Linked DNA regions of Homo sapiens: region 2 is linked to region 1. Evidence: read pairs that join two places in POLR2A ChIA-PET (ENCODE). Cell type or tissue: PC-3. All regions are shown on one strand. Links, peaks and the distances in the headings refer to the core of each region. The heading gives the core; the rest is flanking DNA.

Region 1 (7,791 bases), core at 1,288-6,287:
GTCGTAGTGGTTCCTGGAAAACACATTGTTCACCTGACTACCATATCCTGCAGCTAACGAACTCTCCTGTTCAAAAGCGCTTTCTCAGGCTTCTTCATTCGCAGTAACGTCTCCATTATACAAGATCTCTTTTTGATATTAACCTTGTCTGTCTTGCTCCCTTTATAACCCCATTGCCTAGTAGTACAGTATCTGGCCCATAAGAGGCACTCAGCAAAATTTTGATGAACAAATGAAGGAAGGAACAGTGGGTTAGGCAAAACAAGGAGCAGGAACTAAACAGTACCTGAGCTGTTTTACTCTCTTGGTTTTGCCATTAAGTAGCAATTACGGTTCAGGTCTCAAATCACATTCTCCGACATTCTGAACAGGGATAGAGATATAAACATCACCATGGTGACTCTTTTCCAGTCATCTATGCCTACCACGATGTCCCAGGCCACCCTTAGATTCCAATTATTCTCCTTAGGAGCATGCAGAGCACTAGTTGAGGATCACTGTGGCAATGAGCCCTTGTGTTTGAGGGGAGTATGTTGTGTCCCTCAAATTCAGAAGCCCTGCTCTAAACTCATCATTGTGTGGCCTGTAAAGGGAGAGTATAAGGAACACCACTGCACCAGTGTCTTTATGCACAACAATGGTTCCCACCATTTCCAGAGAAAGACTCATTTTTCAAAGCCAAAAAATGTATGCTTTTTTTTTTTTTTACCCCACCTCTTACCATAACAGAGGCTTACTTTCACTATCTGGTATTGAAAAACATATAGCACAAGCTACTGTGAATTTAGTATCACTTTAAAATGAACTTCTGTTTCATTCTCTACAGACACTAGAACATGGGCTATGTCTGTTTTATTTCATTCATAACTCATTGTGGAGGGATTCATGGATGTGTTTCTCGTTTGACATATTGCCATGGCTTGGGCACTGAGTTCCATGGGTGGGAAGTGCAGGAATCAATTTCTCCACCGTAAAAGAAAAGTGAAGAGGTGGACACAGGAAACTCTGAACCAGAGTTCACTATGAATCACTATGACCAGAGTTCCTTATGAATCACAAAGATCATTATGAATGGAGAAATGGAGCTCTCTGATTGTCCAGGTCTAAGTCAAATCCTCCTCCTATGAGATAAGGGCAGGGGCTGCCCTGCTCAAGCCATATGGAATGGGCTCCTCATATAAAATAGGACTTCTACTCCCAGTCAAAAGGAAAGGAGATGATTTTATACAAGTAGTTCATTAAGACTTGTATCATGACCAGGTACGGGGCTCACACCTGTCATCCCAGCACTTTGGGAGGCCAAGGCAGGTGTATCACTTGAGGTCAGGAGTTCGAGACCAGCCTGGCCAACATGGTGAAACCCCATCTCTACTAAAAATACAAAAAGTTAGCCAGGTGTGGTGGCATGCACCTGTAATCCCAGCTACTTGGGGGCCTGAGGCAGGAGGATCGCTTGAGCCCAGGAGGCAGAGGTTGCAGTAAGCCAAAGATTGCACCACCGCACTCCAGCCTGGGCAACAGAGCAAGACTCTGTCTCAAAAAAAAAAAAAAAAAAAAAAGTAAAAGACTCGTAGGATGTTTGCAGAGAGAGTAAAACAATAAAACAGCATTCAGAAGCACAGAACACATTTTGAGGAGTTTGGATTTCCATACCTGATCCCCAAAGCCAGGAAAGCCCTGCTACCACTTGCCAAGGCATATATGAACTCTGAATATCCTGAGCCTGATGTTGTGTATACCAGGCACAAAGCAAAACTAAGCAAGGATGATTTTGTTAAAACTGTAAACTTTTAAATATTGTACAGATTGCTTTAACTAGAGAAGATATCTATCACTTACGAGGAGTTAAATGTAAAAACAAAACGGGTTCAGTTAGTGCATTTAGATACAATGTACAGACCAGTGCTACCCTGGAGAGGCAAAGGGAAGAGGGGAAAGAAGCCAACAGAGCATTTTGTAGAATTTTTTTGTATTCTCACCACTGCAGGAATGAGGAGAGTTAGGAACACAAAGTGTGATCAAGTAGAACAAAGTCTCCAGGAAAGGTTAAGCTAACTAGGTGAACTCCTCTCTGTTTTCCTGGCAATAAGGCAGCACTTTATAATGATATTTTAATGAGGAAAAAATACAGAAACAAAGAAAATGATGTTTAGTATACAGACAACATCTAGCTTTAGCAATTAAAAAGTACATATCTATATACACACACACACATATATACATATATATACACACATATATATACATATATACATGTATAATTATTTTTTCTTTTCTAAAAAATATCTTTCCAGAGATGGCCTAACTCCTAGGCAGTGTGCCCCAAATCAGCCAAAAAGTAAATATATTTTATAACTCTTTTAAAATGTCACATCTTCCCCTTATGACCTTATTTTGGTTCCATAGCTTAAAACTTTTGTCAATCCTGCTTAGGCCTCCTCTCAAGGAGGAACTGATGAGCCCAGTGATTCTCAACCCTGACTGTACATTGGAATCACCACAGAAGCTTTCACAATCACAAGGCCTGGCTTCACCCTCAGCAATTCTTATTTAATTGGGCCAGAGTGGGGCCCAGGCACCCGTCCACAATGGCTGTTTTTATTGATAGCAACAATAGTATTCTGATTTTACAGAAATAATTTTAGACAAGTAGTTCATTAAGACTTGCAGCATGTTTACTATTATTTACTATGCAGTTAGCAGGCCAGATGCTAAGAGCCGGGAGCTACCATTATACATGAATAGATTAGAGAAACACATTCAGCATCGTACATTTTATGCTATTAGCACAACCTGAAAGACAGCACATAATTGGTGGCACATTTAAAATTCTGTACAACGAAGTCTGCTGCTGCCATCGAGATGCCAGGGTGGGGAATAAGGGTGATCCAGTGCAACTGATGTACTTGCATAAACAGAGGAGAAATAAGCGTCCACTGGATCTTTTCCAGGTTAAATCTATCATAGGGCAGTAGGAGAGCAATGGGCTGGAAGTCAGGAGACTTGGGTTCCAGTTCTGACTACCAGCCAAGTCATCTCAAGGAAGTCACTTGAATTACTGTTAGTTTCTAAGCTCCTTCAGGGAGAGGGATGATGACTGGGTTGACTTTTGTTTTAACTGGATTAATTTTGAAGGACAAATAAAAAGCTCAAAATTAGCATAGAACACGAAGAGCATTCCGGACAGAGGGAATTCTAGGTGGCAAAAGAAAGCAGTTTAAAATGGCATGGCATGTTTGGGGAACCTTAAGTATTTTAGAATAGCTGGAGCATAAATACCAAGGAGAAGCAGAGGCAGTCGTGTGGGACAGAGACCTGACTGTGAGATCACGTATGCCATGCTGGGAAGCTTCAGCTGTATTCAGCATACGCAACTGGAGAGTCATCAAAGAGTTTTATCATAAAGAGCTCAATCAGGCCAGGCATGGTGGCTCATGCCTGTAATCCCAGCACTTTGGGAGGCTGAGGTGGATGGATCACTCGAGGTCAGGACTTCGAGATCAGACTGGCCAACATGGTGAAACGCCGCCTCTACTTAAAATATAAAAATTACCCAGGTGTGGTGGTAGGCACCTGTAATCCCAGCTACTGGGGAGGCCGAGGCACGAGAATCACTTGAACCTGGGAGGCGGAAGTTGCAGTGAGCCGAGATCATGTCATTGCACTCTAGCCTGGGTGACTGAGCGACTTTGCCTCAAAAGAAAAAAAAAAAAAAAGAGCTCAATTAGACAACCACGTACGAGGTTTAGAAAGAGCATTCTGGCATCACAGGGAAAAGGGGAGTGGTGGGCTGAAAGTGAAGGAAATGGGATAATGCCAACATGGCAGCAAAAATTCTAATTAGGAGGCTATGGCAGACGCTTCACCACTCTGTGGCTCAATGTCCTCATTATAAAATGACAAGTGTATTAGTCAGAAACTGTGTATAAGTGACAAAAACATGTCTCAAACCAGCTTTTTTTTTTTTTTTTTTTTCCAAAGGTGGTTTCTTGACTCATATTTCAGACATGTCCAGGGCTATACTGACTGACTTCAGGCATCACTCACAGGATTTCATCAGAGCGCTCTCTCTCTCTCTCTCTCTCCCCATCTTTCTAACAGGCTCTCTCCACCTGAGAAACAAGGTGGCCACAGCAACCCAAGATTGCTAATCCATAAAGTTAGTCCCCTCCACTGGCAGAACAGCACAAAAAGAAGTGTCCCAAGGAAAACTCCAACTGATCTGGCTTTGGTCATGTGTCTAGCCCTGAACCAATCACTGCGAATTGGGAAATGGAGCTCTCTGATTGGCCAGGCTGGAGTCACTGCCTACTCCTGTGAGATGTGAGCAGTGTCTGCCCCAGTCAAGCCACAAGGACTCCCCATGGGAAATGGGACTCCTGCGCCTTCCTCTCCCAGAGGAAAGGAGAAAGGATGTTGAGTGGGCAAAAACAACATTGGTTCACTAGAGGAGATGGGGTGAAAGGGCTTTAGGATCCACATACTGTAAGCCATGTTTTCACCATAAGCTCATTCAAATTTCTCCATCAGGCAAGGCTCCAAGAGCCTCAAGCCCCAGTCCAGGAGGGGAGTTGAGATATTTCTCACTATTGGCTTAACTTATTGGCTAAAGTTTGTTCTTTTGAGCTAAGACTGTACACACGCACACACACACACACACACACAGATCAAGAATGAACAGAAGCAAATGACTTCTTTAATTCTCGTATAATTCAGCTTTACACTAAAAAGAAAGTGAAGAAGTGGGGAAGAAAGGGAAGGAGGATAAATTCCAGTGAAGCAAGTGCTCTTTTTCTAAAGAAAAAACACTAGGGCTCAGAAACTCTGTTAAATTGTTTTTATTGTGAAACTGGAAAAGGTTCCAAAGAGAGCAACCCGGATGATTAAAGTCATAAATACGTTCTGAGAAAAGCTCAAGAATCTAGGATTTTTCACTACAAAGAGAAGATTAAGAAGACTGAATAAATGACATGCACCAGTAAAGTACTTGGTTCCTGTCTGCAATATTAGAGAGTTGTGCTAGACATAAAAAATAGCTGTACTTCTTTCCTCCTCTTTTTCCTCCTCTCCTCCCACTCTGCCTTTTGATTGAAAAGATGTGGGGGTATCTCAAAATGACAAAAACCTACTCGTGAAGGGATATTGAAAGTTAAAATAATTACTAGAGTAGGGCGAGAAAAGAAAGAGAGAAGCCGACAGATTCTCAGGATAGGTATTAGATTACTGGTTCCATACAACATGAAGGAGAACTAAATGATGCTGAGGTTTCTTGTGCTTCAGTCTAATCTTAAAATTAAATTAGGTGATAATGTATATTCTTCTCACTTGACTTTTAGCCGTATTTCAAAAACCACCCTCCCCATACCTTAAAATATACAAATGTAAAAAAAAATTAGTCAAACAATATTCTATTTACACATCACTTAACACTTCAAGAAAACAATAAAGTGGTGTCACTCTAACATCTTTGGTTTCAAAGTACCATGTAGGATAAATGCATTTCTAATTAAAGACTTCCAAACTTTCAAAATGAAACAAAAATTTGCAAAATGAAACTAAGAAACCAAGTAACACTTAATTTTGTTATATTTAGCCTCATGTCAGCTATTTTTGTTTTAAAGTGGTTTATGATTCAATTGGCAAATGTTTAGGGAACGTATCTCATGTGCAAAATATTATCCTAGACACGGTGGAGAAAACAAAGAGGCAAAAGGAAAAGTCTCTACTGGCATGAAGCTTATAATTAAGTTGTGTAGACAAAGCATAAGTATTGTTACAAGTTAAATAAAAATGTATAAGAATGCATTATGGGCCAGGCACTGTGGCTCACACCTGTAATCCCAGCACTTTGGGAGGCCGAGGTGGGTGGATCACCTGAGGTCAGGAGTTGGAGACCAGCCTGACCAACATGGTGAAACCCCATCTCTACTAAAAATACAAAATTAGCTGAGCAGGCTGACGCATGCCTGTAGTCCCAGCTACTTGGGAGGCTGAGGCAGGAGAATCACTTGAACCCAGGAGGCGGAGGTTGCAGTGAACCAAGATCACATCATTGCACTCCAGCCTGGGCAACAAGAGCAAAACTCCATGTCAAAAAAAAAAAAAAAAGCGATATAACAAATATCACGTGGCAGGTTGCAATTAAGTACAAAATAATAAGTGCAAGAAACTCCCAGTCTCAAGCAGGGGTCATCACTGTGGGCTGGGGAGACTGCCTGGAGGAGGAAGTCCTGAAGGGGTCCTGCAAGCTGACTGAGAGTCACAGGAGAGGGCTGCACAGCTGAGAAGCAGGAATGTGAGGCTTAAATCAAGAATCTAGAAAGCAAACAAGAGAACCAGCATAGGGGCTCTCCAGGAGGCAGTGGGATCAGCCTGGGTGGATGTTTTGGCACAACCCTGGACTTCAGTTCTTTGGGGTTTAGAAGTTTCTTAAGAGAATCTCAAATAAAATTGTCATTTTGGGACCAGGGGTCTGGTTGCAATTGGTTTATTTGTATATACTGCTTACTGTGTTCCAGATGCAGTTCCAAGTGCTTTTTAAAGATTAACTCAATTCATCTTCATGACACCCCTTTGAGGTAGGTATTAGGAAGCTAATGCACAGAGTGGTTACAGTAACTTGCCTATGGCCACACCATTAATAAGGGATGGAACCAGTATTTGCAGCCAGCAGTCAGGCTCCCAGGTCTGTCCTGCTCAGCACCATGTTATACCCTACAAAGAAGACCAGGGCAGAATGTGCCTCCTGGAAGCAGGTCAGGAGTCCCCACCCAGGGCTTGAGAACTGAGTCAGGGTGATGGTGGAAGGAGGGGAGAAGGACACTGGAGGAATAAGGAATAGGAATAGATAATATAATGACTGGTTAGATATGAGTGGGGGAGGACAGCAAGGGAGAGGGGATAGGGAGTGGGGCTAGGGGTGATAAGAAAGGAAAATTCAAAGGGACTTGGAATTTTTAATTTTTATGCTTCCCCTGGTGAGGAGCAGGTCTACTCAGGGATAATGAGTCCAAATTTTGACCCAAAAAGTATGAGCTCCTTGAAGTCAGACAAATCTCAGTTTGAATCTGGCTGTGTGGCTTTGGGAAAGTTTCACAATCTCTCTGTGCCTCTTCTCCATCTCTAATGGGAACAATTCCAATAGCTGAGGTGATGTAAATCAAGAGTCTGGCACAGTGTCTGACAGGAGAAAGCCTTCCATTCAATGTCTTTAAGCCACTGGAGGTGTGGAACCCAGAGCCTGGACATGAGTTCATGGCTAGACAATTTGGATTTGGGGATGGAGAGAAGGCAGAGCTTGAAATAATCAGGAAAACAGCAATGTGACTGCCACTGTGCTGGGCTCTTCGCATGCTTTATTTTATATAATTCTCACAACAACCCAACAAGGCCATTTAAAGATGAGAAAACTGGCTTAGGAAGGATGAGTAAGAGGCAGCTTTTCCAGCCTGGGTCTGCCTAACTCTGAAGGCCTCAATCCTCACAGCTCATTGCCTCCCCAGCTGGTGTTATGAGAGGTGAGATCACCAAGAGATCGCCAGAGACTATCAGGGTTGGGGAAGATGGATGGAGACTGAATGGGAAAAGAGACCGAGAGGGATTATGGGAGTTTCTTTCCCTCCCCAGCCTCTCGTAGTCATGGATGCCGTCTGCAAACTGTGGGTATAAGCTGGCAAACAGTGGTTTTTTTTTTAAAACACCCAAATGTCAAAAGAGGAGTTTGGCAAAGTGGCTTTGTGCATATCATCTACACCACATGGGGAATCTCCAGTCAACTCCAGATGAGGAGCT
Region 2 (7,791 bases), core at 967-5,966, 520 kb before region 1:
CTTTTTAGTAAAAAAAAAAAAAAAAAAAAAAAAATTGATGTCAAATATAGCATTTATTTATGCGAGACATTAGGGACAGGGCAAATATGTGAACTTAGTCTGTTATCAGATTGCTACTTAGGTGTCATTGAGATTATTCTTAGGGATTGCTGCTTTTCTTTTCTTTTTCTCTCTTTTTTTTTTTTATTTTTTTTGAGACAGAGTTTTGATCTTGTTGCCCAGCCTGGAGTGCAATGGCGCGGTCTCGACTCACCGCAACCTTTGCCTTCTCCTCCAGGGTTCAAGCTATTCTCCTGCCTCAGCCTCCCGAATAGTTGGGATTACGGGCATTTGCCACCACACCGAGCTAATTTTGTATTTTTAGTAGAGACGGGGTTTCTCCATGTTGGCCAGGCTGGTCTTGAACTCCTGACCTCAGGTGATCCGCCTGCCTCTGCCTCCCAAAGTGCTGGGATTACAGACGTGAGCCACGGTGCCCGGCCAGGGGTTGCTGCCTTTCTGTGGGCTACTCTACTAGTTGCTGCTTGGGCCGTGACCACTGCTGGTGACCTGCCTGGCACTGTGAAGGTGACATGGCCAGCCACAGCAGACAGTGTCCTATACATAGGTATCTAAGACCTTGGCCAAGGCAGCAACTTCTAGAGCACTTGCCTTGCAGACAGACAGGGATCCTAACTTTGTTGACCTGAAAACATTAAAGCTGGCAACTAGTCCTGAATCCCATGTTCACTAAGCCCAGATGACCTGTTGATTGATGATATTGAAAGAAAAATAAAAGGTTAATACCCTACAGGGAAACAGATAAATTTTCCAGCACAGGTTTAGTTGAGTTCACATGAATTTCCTCATTTTTCTCATGTGTTCAGGGCAAACTCCATTTCCACATTCTGGAAAATCTGGTAGAATTGCTGTCAGTATTTATTTATTTATTTTATTTTTTATATATATATTTTTTAGATGGAGTTTCACTCTGTCCCCCAGGCTGGAGTGCAGTGGCGGGATCTCAGCTCACTGCAACCTCCACCTGCCGGGTTCAAGCGATTCTCCTGCCTCAGCCTCCCAAGTAGCTGGGATTACAGGTGTGCACCATTATGCCGGCTAATTTTTGTATTTTTAGTAGAGATGGGGTTTTACCATTTTGCCCAGGCTGGTCTTGAACTCCTGACCTCAAGTGATCCGCCCACCTTGACCTCCCAAAGTGTTGGGATTATAGACATAAGCCACCATACCTGGCCATGCTGTCAGTCTTTTTTTTTTTTTTTTTTTTATTTTTTGAGACAGAGTCTTGCTCTGTCGCCCAGGCTGGAGTGTAGTGGCACGATCTCGGCTCACTGCAAGCTCCGCTTCCCAGGTTCACGCCACTCTCCTGCTTCAGCCTCCTGAGTAGCTGGGACTACAGGTGCCCGCCACCACGCCTGGCTAATTTTTTGTATTTTTAGTAGAGACAGAGTTTCACCTTGTTAGCCAGGATGGTCTTGATCTCCTGACCTCGTGATCTGCCTGCCTTGGCCTCCCAAAGTGCTGGGATTACAGGTGTGAGCCACCGCGCCCGGCCACTATGCTGTCAGTCTTTAAATGACTTTGGTACCCGCATTGGTTCATATAGACATAAAGGTGTTGAAGTTTTGGAGGTAGGGACTAGAAATAGTTGCAAGTATCTGCCTTCTAGCCACAAGATCAATCTGGCTTTTACTCAGTGTTAATGCTTCTATTTCTTTCTTTCTTTCTTTTTTTTTTTTTTTTTTTTAGGTGAAGTCTCACTCTGTTGCCCAGGCTGGAGTGCAGTGGCACGATCTCGGCTCGCTGCAACCTCCACCTCCCAGGTTCAAGCGATCCTTCTGTTTCAGCCTCTCCAGTGGCTGGTATTACAGGAACACACCACCATGCCTGGCTAATGCTTCTCTTTCTATAAAGTAAGGCTCCATTTCTTTATTTTTCCCCCTTGAAACTATTCCCAAAATTTAGTAAAGCACTTTGTAATATGTAAGGAAATGCATACAATTTCTAGATTTATATAATTTCTAGATGATCATACTTTCTAGTGAGAGGCTTGTGACGTCTGTTTGAAACCAGTGACTGGAAAACAAAAATGTTACAATAAAAAAGCCAGGTGCTTTGCTAAGCGTTGCTAAGATGAACTTGCAATCTCTTCCATTGCTCCTCCTGAAGTGAGGGCAAGTCCCCTTCCCCCACATTTAGTTGTCAAACTCATCTGTGTCATTTAGATAGTTTTGAAGTTGCATAGATCGATCCTAAACATTCTGCTGTGAAGGGCTTTATGTTTATGGCCTTTCTCTTTTCTCTCATTCCTTATCCAGTGAAGACGTGAGGCCGTGTAAGCTCCAAGAGAGCAGGGATCTTGTTTGTCTTGGTCACCGTGATATTTCAGCTGCTGACCCAGTGCTTGAAGCATAGTAAGTGCTCAGTAAGAATGTGTTGCATGAATGATAGCTGGTGTTACAGACTAGAGAAAGTGTTCCTGGCCGGGCCTGGTGGCTCATGCCTGTAATCCCAGCACTTTGGGAGGCCGAGGCAGGTGGATCACCTGAGGTCGGGAGTTCAAGACCAGCCTGACCAACATGGAGAAACCCCGTCTTTACTAAAAATGCAAAAAATTAGCCGGGGTGGTGGCGCATGCCTGTAATCCCAGCTACTCAGGAGGCTGAGGCAGGAGAATTGCTTGAACCCGGGAGACGGAGGTTGCGGTGAGCCAAGATCACGCCATTGCACTCCAGCCTGGGCAACAAGAGTGAAACTCCGTCTCAAAAAAAAAAAGAAAGAAAAAGTGTTCCTAAAAGAAGAACTGCAATTTGTCATGGCAGTCGGGGAATTAGAAATGGCATTCTGGGAATTCTGGTAACTAGCTTGATGACTGTATAACTTATTCCAGGTAGGATTATTCATTATGCTTTCTTCAACCAGCTACACTTTACTAATTGTTTTAGAAGCAAACATCACTAGCAGTCCAGAAAGCAAGCAAGCTGGAATCTAAGTAAAAGAGATTTACTACACATAATGAAAGCTGCAAATGGCTGAGGTGTCTGAATCTCTCCTAAAAAGAGTTTGCATTTTACTGTTGCAATTTACTTGGGACAATATAGATCTGGTATCCATAATAGGCCTGTGGGCCAAACAAAGCTTTGTCACATGGAAGTAGCTGTTGCTCAGCCAGGAATCATGAACACTTGCAAAAAGAGGAGTTGTGTTTGTAGCCATTGGAGAGAATCTTTGTAAGTAAACTCTTTCTCTCGTAATTGAGAGTTGCCATTTTATTGGTGGGGAAAAATGCCCAATTTTACAAAATTGCAAAATCTCTTAGATCCTGTTCTGAAAATAAGTTGACATGAGCATTTTCCACATTCCCTGAGGTCTGGCCTGGATTCTGTAATTTACATGACATGATTAGGAGGGTTCTATGCCATTTTAGACTAATTATGTAAATTGGAGGGAATTCACCCCTTCATTATGAGTAAGTATTTATCTTATGAGTACTAACTTGTAATAAATGTTTAGTTTGCTTCTTTTTGTGCTGCTGTGGATAGTTGCCTTAAAGTGCTGTTAATTTGCCAATAAGCCTTAAACAGGATAACCAGGCATCTCTTTTTAAAAGACCAAAATTTAAAACCCAGATTAGAAGATTGATACAAAATGCATTTGGCCAGTATTTAGTCATCTTATTTGGCAGATTTGTTTTTATTGCTGCTCTCTTAAAAAATATAATGACAACTGTATAGTCTGTTAGATTTTTTTTTTTTTTTTGGTCTTTAACTTTTCAAAATGTTTCCAGGCTTTACTACTTGGCAAAGACAATTTAGGACAGATTTCTTTATTTTCTCCTCTGGCCTAAAACGAAAAACCCCCACTTTCCAAACTGTTACCACCGAAGAGTTTATTAAATGGCTGAAAAAGACAGCTGGTCCCACCATCTGTTAAAATTTTTCAGGGGCCAAATAAAACAGGTTACACCTTTAGCCATGCCAAGTCTTGCAATACCCCCTTCCTCTCACAGCCTGGGGAGGGCTAATCTGAATTTCACGCTCTGATTTTGCTATTGCTAATGTCTGAGCTTCTTATGTGAGCTTCTCCACATTGCTGGTATTACTTCTGTTTTTCAGTTACAAAGCTATTCTCACATTTCAACCAAACTCATTTGCAACCTATTACCTTCCACCTCTATAGTCTCTATAGTTACACCCAGTAACTAGAAGGAAACCCACAGATACCTAGCTAATTTCTGACTTTTCAAGCAAAGGGGGAGAATCAAAAGTACATTTCTGTTGTTTTGCAACCATTTTTCTATAAATGCTAATGGAGGTAATTCAGATTTTGGAACAAAGGCTTAGCTCACCACACACTGCAGGTGTGAAAGGGTTAAAACAAAAGAGATGCTAACCCTAATGGTATTTCTTGTCATTAACAATTCTTTGATGTTCACACTGGAGCCTCCCTTTTATCTTTTAGTTTTTCAGCCATCTTTGTTAACATGCAGCTCAATTGAATCTTTTTTTTTTCACCTCCCTCTGGCCTTTAAAGACATCTGCAAAATGTTTATGCTAAGTTAGTTTCCACTGCATCTTTTAGTAGCAAGGCAAAGTAAAATGAGATAAAGCTTGTGAGGTTATTATTAAAACATCAGTAAGTTTCTATCATTAAGCTGAAGGGAAAGATCAATAAAAAAGGAGCACTTAATGTTACTTTAATAAGGATGCGTTTCCTGTTACAGGACTTGGGATTAACTTCAGTATCACTGAAGTGGGCTTTACAATAAGGAAGTTGCTGTGATCAGAAGAGTTTGACTTGCCCTTACCCAATTAAGCAGTTTGCAAATACTTTGAATGTACTTGATCTATTACTTCCTGTTTTATTGAAAGCTTTCATGATACATATATTTAAATAATATTTTACTATAGCTTTTTTCCCTCCTTGTATCAGTCCCTGGCAGGCTGCCAAAGACTTTCTAAGGCAGGTTTGCCTGTCCTGTCCGTTTGGGATTGGGGGAAGGGAGAGGTGAGATGACGGGGAGTGGAACTGCAGCTTCAGAAAAGTTTGTTTAACTCACTTTGATGACAGCAAAATGTCCGGAACAGTCAACACTGCATAATATACCGCCCTGAGCTACTCAGCAGCAGGATCTGCAACTGTACCGTGGGTGCAAAGTGGAATCACATGTTTCACACCAAAATGGTCTGGCTGAGCTCACTATTCATGAGTATATTTTGTGTTTTCTTGACGTAGAAATGTTTATTAATAGTCTCTGGATTAACAGAGCTTTCCCTTTAACTGTGGGTGGGGCGGGGCGGGGGGCAAATTGTTTGCTTAACTAGTTAACACTTTAACCAGTATAAGTGGCGATCTCTGGACAGTTGATTTGTTTCTGCTTGAAACTTGTTTTTTGGCAAGTATTAATTTGGAGCTAGTTGAAATCCTGAGCGCAGCTGTAATAGACATTGTAACTTCCTCAGCCTTTATATATAGTCCAGCCCTAAATGTCAAATGCTAGGGAGAAGATAATCAGATAAAATACAAATTAATGTTAACAATGTAGCTATTTTATGATTTCCCCCTCATGTTATTTAATAATTCTTAGTATTTATATGATGCTTTTCATCTTCAAAGCACTTTACAAATGTTAGCTAATTAACCAAGAGGTAATGAGGCCTGGGTGATAATGCTGTAGTAAATTTTCTGTAGCTCAGATTATAAAGTAAAAATGAAGATGTATGTATTCATACATTTTTAAAAATAACATTAGGCGGTCTTAGAGAGTTTGTGATTCAGAGGCTCAGGCAATTCATCTTCTATGTATAACTTATGTCTCTCTCTAAAAAATCTTGGGAAATTCAGATGCTCATGAACTGTAAGGATTTTCCCATCTGGCAGGTGGTTGGCAAACTTCTTTCATCTTAGCCTTGTCTGTTCTTACTCCTTGATATTTTTCACCTTGATCTCTCTGTCCAAGAACACAGAAAGGTCCAAAGGCAAGGACATTTACTGTTAGGAATTAGGGATAGACACCCATTTCATTTTTTTCTCAGGTTTTCCTGTAGACAAAAGCTGGGTGAAATACATCCTAACGCACTTGTGTTATTTTACATAGCTTTGCATAATGATAATAGTGCAGTTCAATTTCATTACTTGAGAATGAGTGTGTGTGCTGTGGATGGGTAGTCTGACTTTGTGGAAGGCCTAAATGATACAATTTTTGAAAAAGAAAAGGATATTTTATTCAATATAAAATATTATCATCTGATATAAAATGGACTATTGTAAGAAAAATTAATTCACTAATAAAAACGTTGTAGTTTAGGAGTGGTGGCTCACACCTGAAATGCCAGCACTTTGGGAGGCCTAGGCAAAGCAGATCACTTGAGCCCAGGAGTTTGAGACCAGCCTGGGCAACATGGCGAAACCCCATCTGTACTAAAAATAGAAAAATTAGCTGGGCGTGGTGGCATGTGCCCGTAATCCCAACTACTCGGGAGGCTGGGTAGGAGGATCACCTGAGCCCAGGAGGTCGAGGCTGCAGTGAGCTGTGATGGCACCACTACACTCCAACCTGGACAACAGAGTGAGACCCTATCTCAAAAACAAAAACAAAAAACGCTATAGTTTATAGACTTACATTACAAACTAATAAACACATCCGTTTATGAGACTGAGTTGCTAGACTCAGCCTCTGAGGGCAGGTCTTATTTTCCTGAACACATACTTTGGAAAAGCTACTAAAGCTAATCAGACTCTTATTCATGAATAAGATCCTCACAATTCAGAGGGAATTCAATTTAAACCACTGAAAGTCTTATATACGCTGTGTAATTAGCTCTAACTTAACAAGGATTTATCCTATTTGCTAAAGGCTTTCCCCTCTTCTTTCTGAGTTATGGTATTAAGCTATGTCTACATACCCTAAACTCAGGACTGACAAGTGATAGTTTCAGCCTGGGTGTTTCATCCTCCAGAGACTTGGGAACATGCTGATACTATTTAGAAAAGGCCAGATAATGCTTGGTGCACGGTAGGCCATAAGGTCCAGATTCTAGATTGAATCTTTTTACTTTTCATTCTGAACACCCAGTATCAGTCCATATGCCTTCACAGTAATAATAAATCACCAAAGGAAGAATCAATTACTAAGATGTACTGAATCTGGTTCTATAAATGTCTTGGTGATATGGTCTTTTTATTAACTCAGTGCCTGCTGACAGATTTTACATAAAGTGTACCGTTATTATAGGACTAGTTTCGCCCAAAGAAATAAATTACACACGTAACTTGCCACGACATTAACTTGATCAAGTGGAGCTTACAATATGCTGGTCATGGAGAAGTGTTTCTATTATAAATCATGACCTTGTACCCACCCAGCCTTTTATCCTTACGGATACCCTTAGCTTAATGTGACATCATGATGGCCCCACTCTTCAGATGGGGTGGGGGAGGGGTCAGGAAGGAGGAGAAACAAAATAAAAAGTCATACATAATGTCAATGACACCCACCGTCTCCCTGTTTGCAGGGGAAAGAAAGAAGGGAACCCCAGTGAAGAAAAGAAATGAATCCAATGCATTCATGGTGTTAGTGAAATCTCTCAAATATTTCTTTGCTGATTTCACTGCTAGTGAGATGATCAAATTCTTCAACTTCTGCATGGAGAGATACTGTTATTCTTAAAGCATTCTTTGTGGTCATCCTCAATGTCTCCGTATTTTTTTTTTGGAGACGGAATCTCGCTCTGTCGCCCAGGCTAGAGTGCAGTGGCACAATCCCCGCTCACTGCAAGCTCCGCTTCCCAG

What was found. ChIA-PET counts read pairs that join two places held together with the same protein. Peaks named below come from ENCODE experiments on the same cell type or tissue, not always from the same donor. Only the 100,000 strongest peaks of a DNase experiment are listed, where the experiment ranks them.
Region 2: POLR2A ChIA-PET joins it to region 1 with 13 read pairs; 2 of 35 experiments call an interaction of 5 or more read pairs at or near these places.

The regions. Positions count from the first base shown.
Region 1 is chr2:170,158,563-170,166,353 of GRCh38, reverse strand. No RefSeq gene overlaps it. Among named protein-coding and RNA genes, the nearest start is that of MYO3B, 16 kb to the left of the region's middle. In PC-3, for the core only: no CTCF peak of the experiment used is centred there; a DNase peak (open chromatin) is centred at 3,973; H3K27ac peaks cover 1,080 bases.
Region 2 is chr2:170,677,018-170,684,808 of GRCh38, reverse strand. It overlaps LOC100130256 (a long non-coding RNA gene), which reads left to right. Exons shown (of 10, transcript NR_187629.1): 2 at 1,750-1,913; 3 at 2,319-2,414. Among named protein-coding and RNA genes, the nearest start is that of LINC01124, 34 kb to the left of the region's middle. RefSeq lists enhancers at 2,305-2,854, 3,955-4,504 and a silencer at 2,984-3,184. In PC-3, for the core only: no CTCF peak of the experiment used is centred there; no DNase peak of the experiment used is centred there.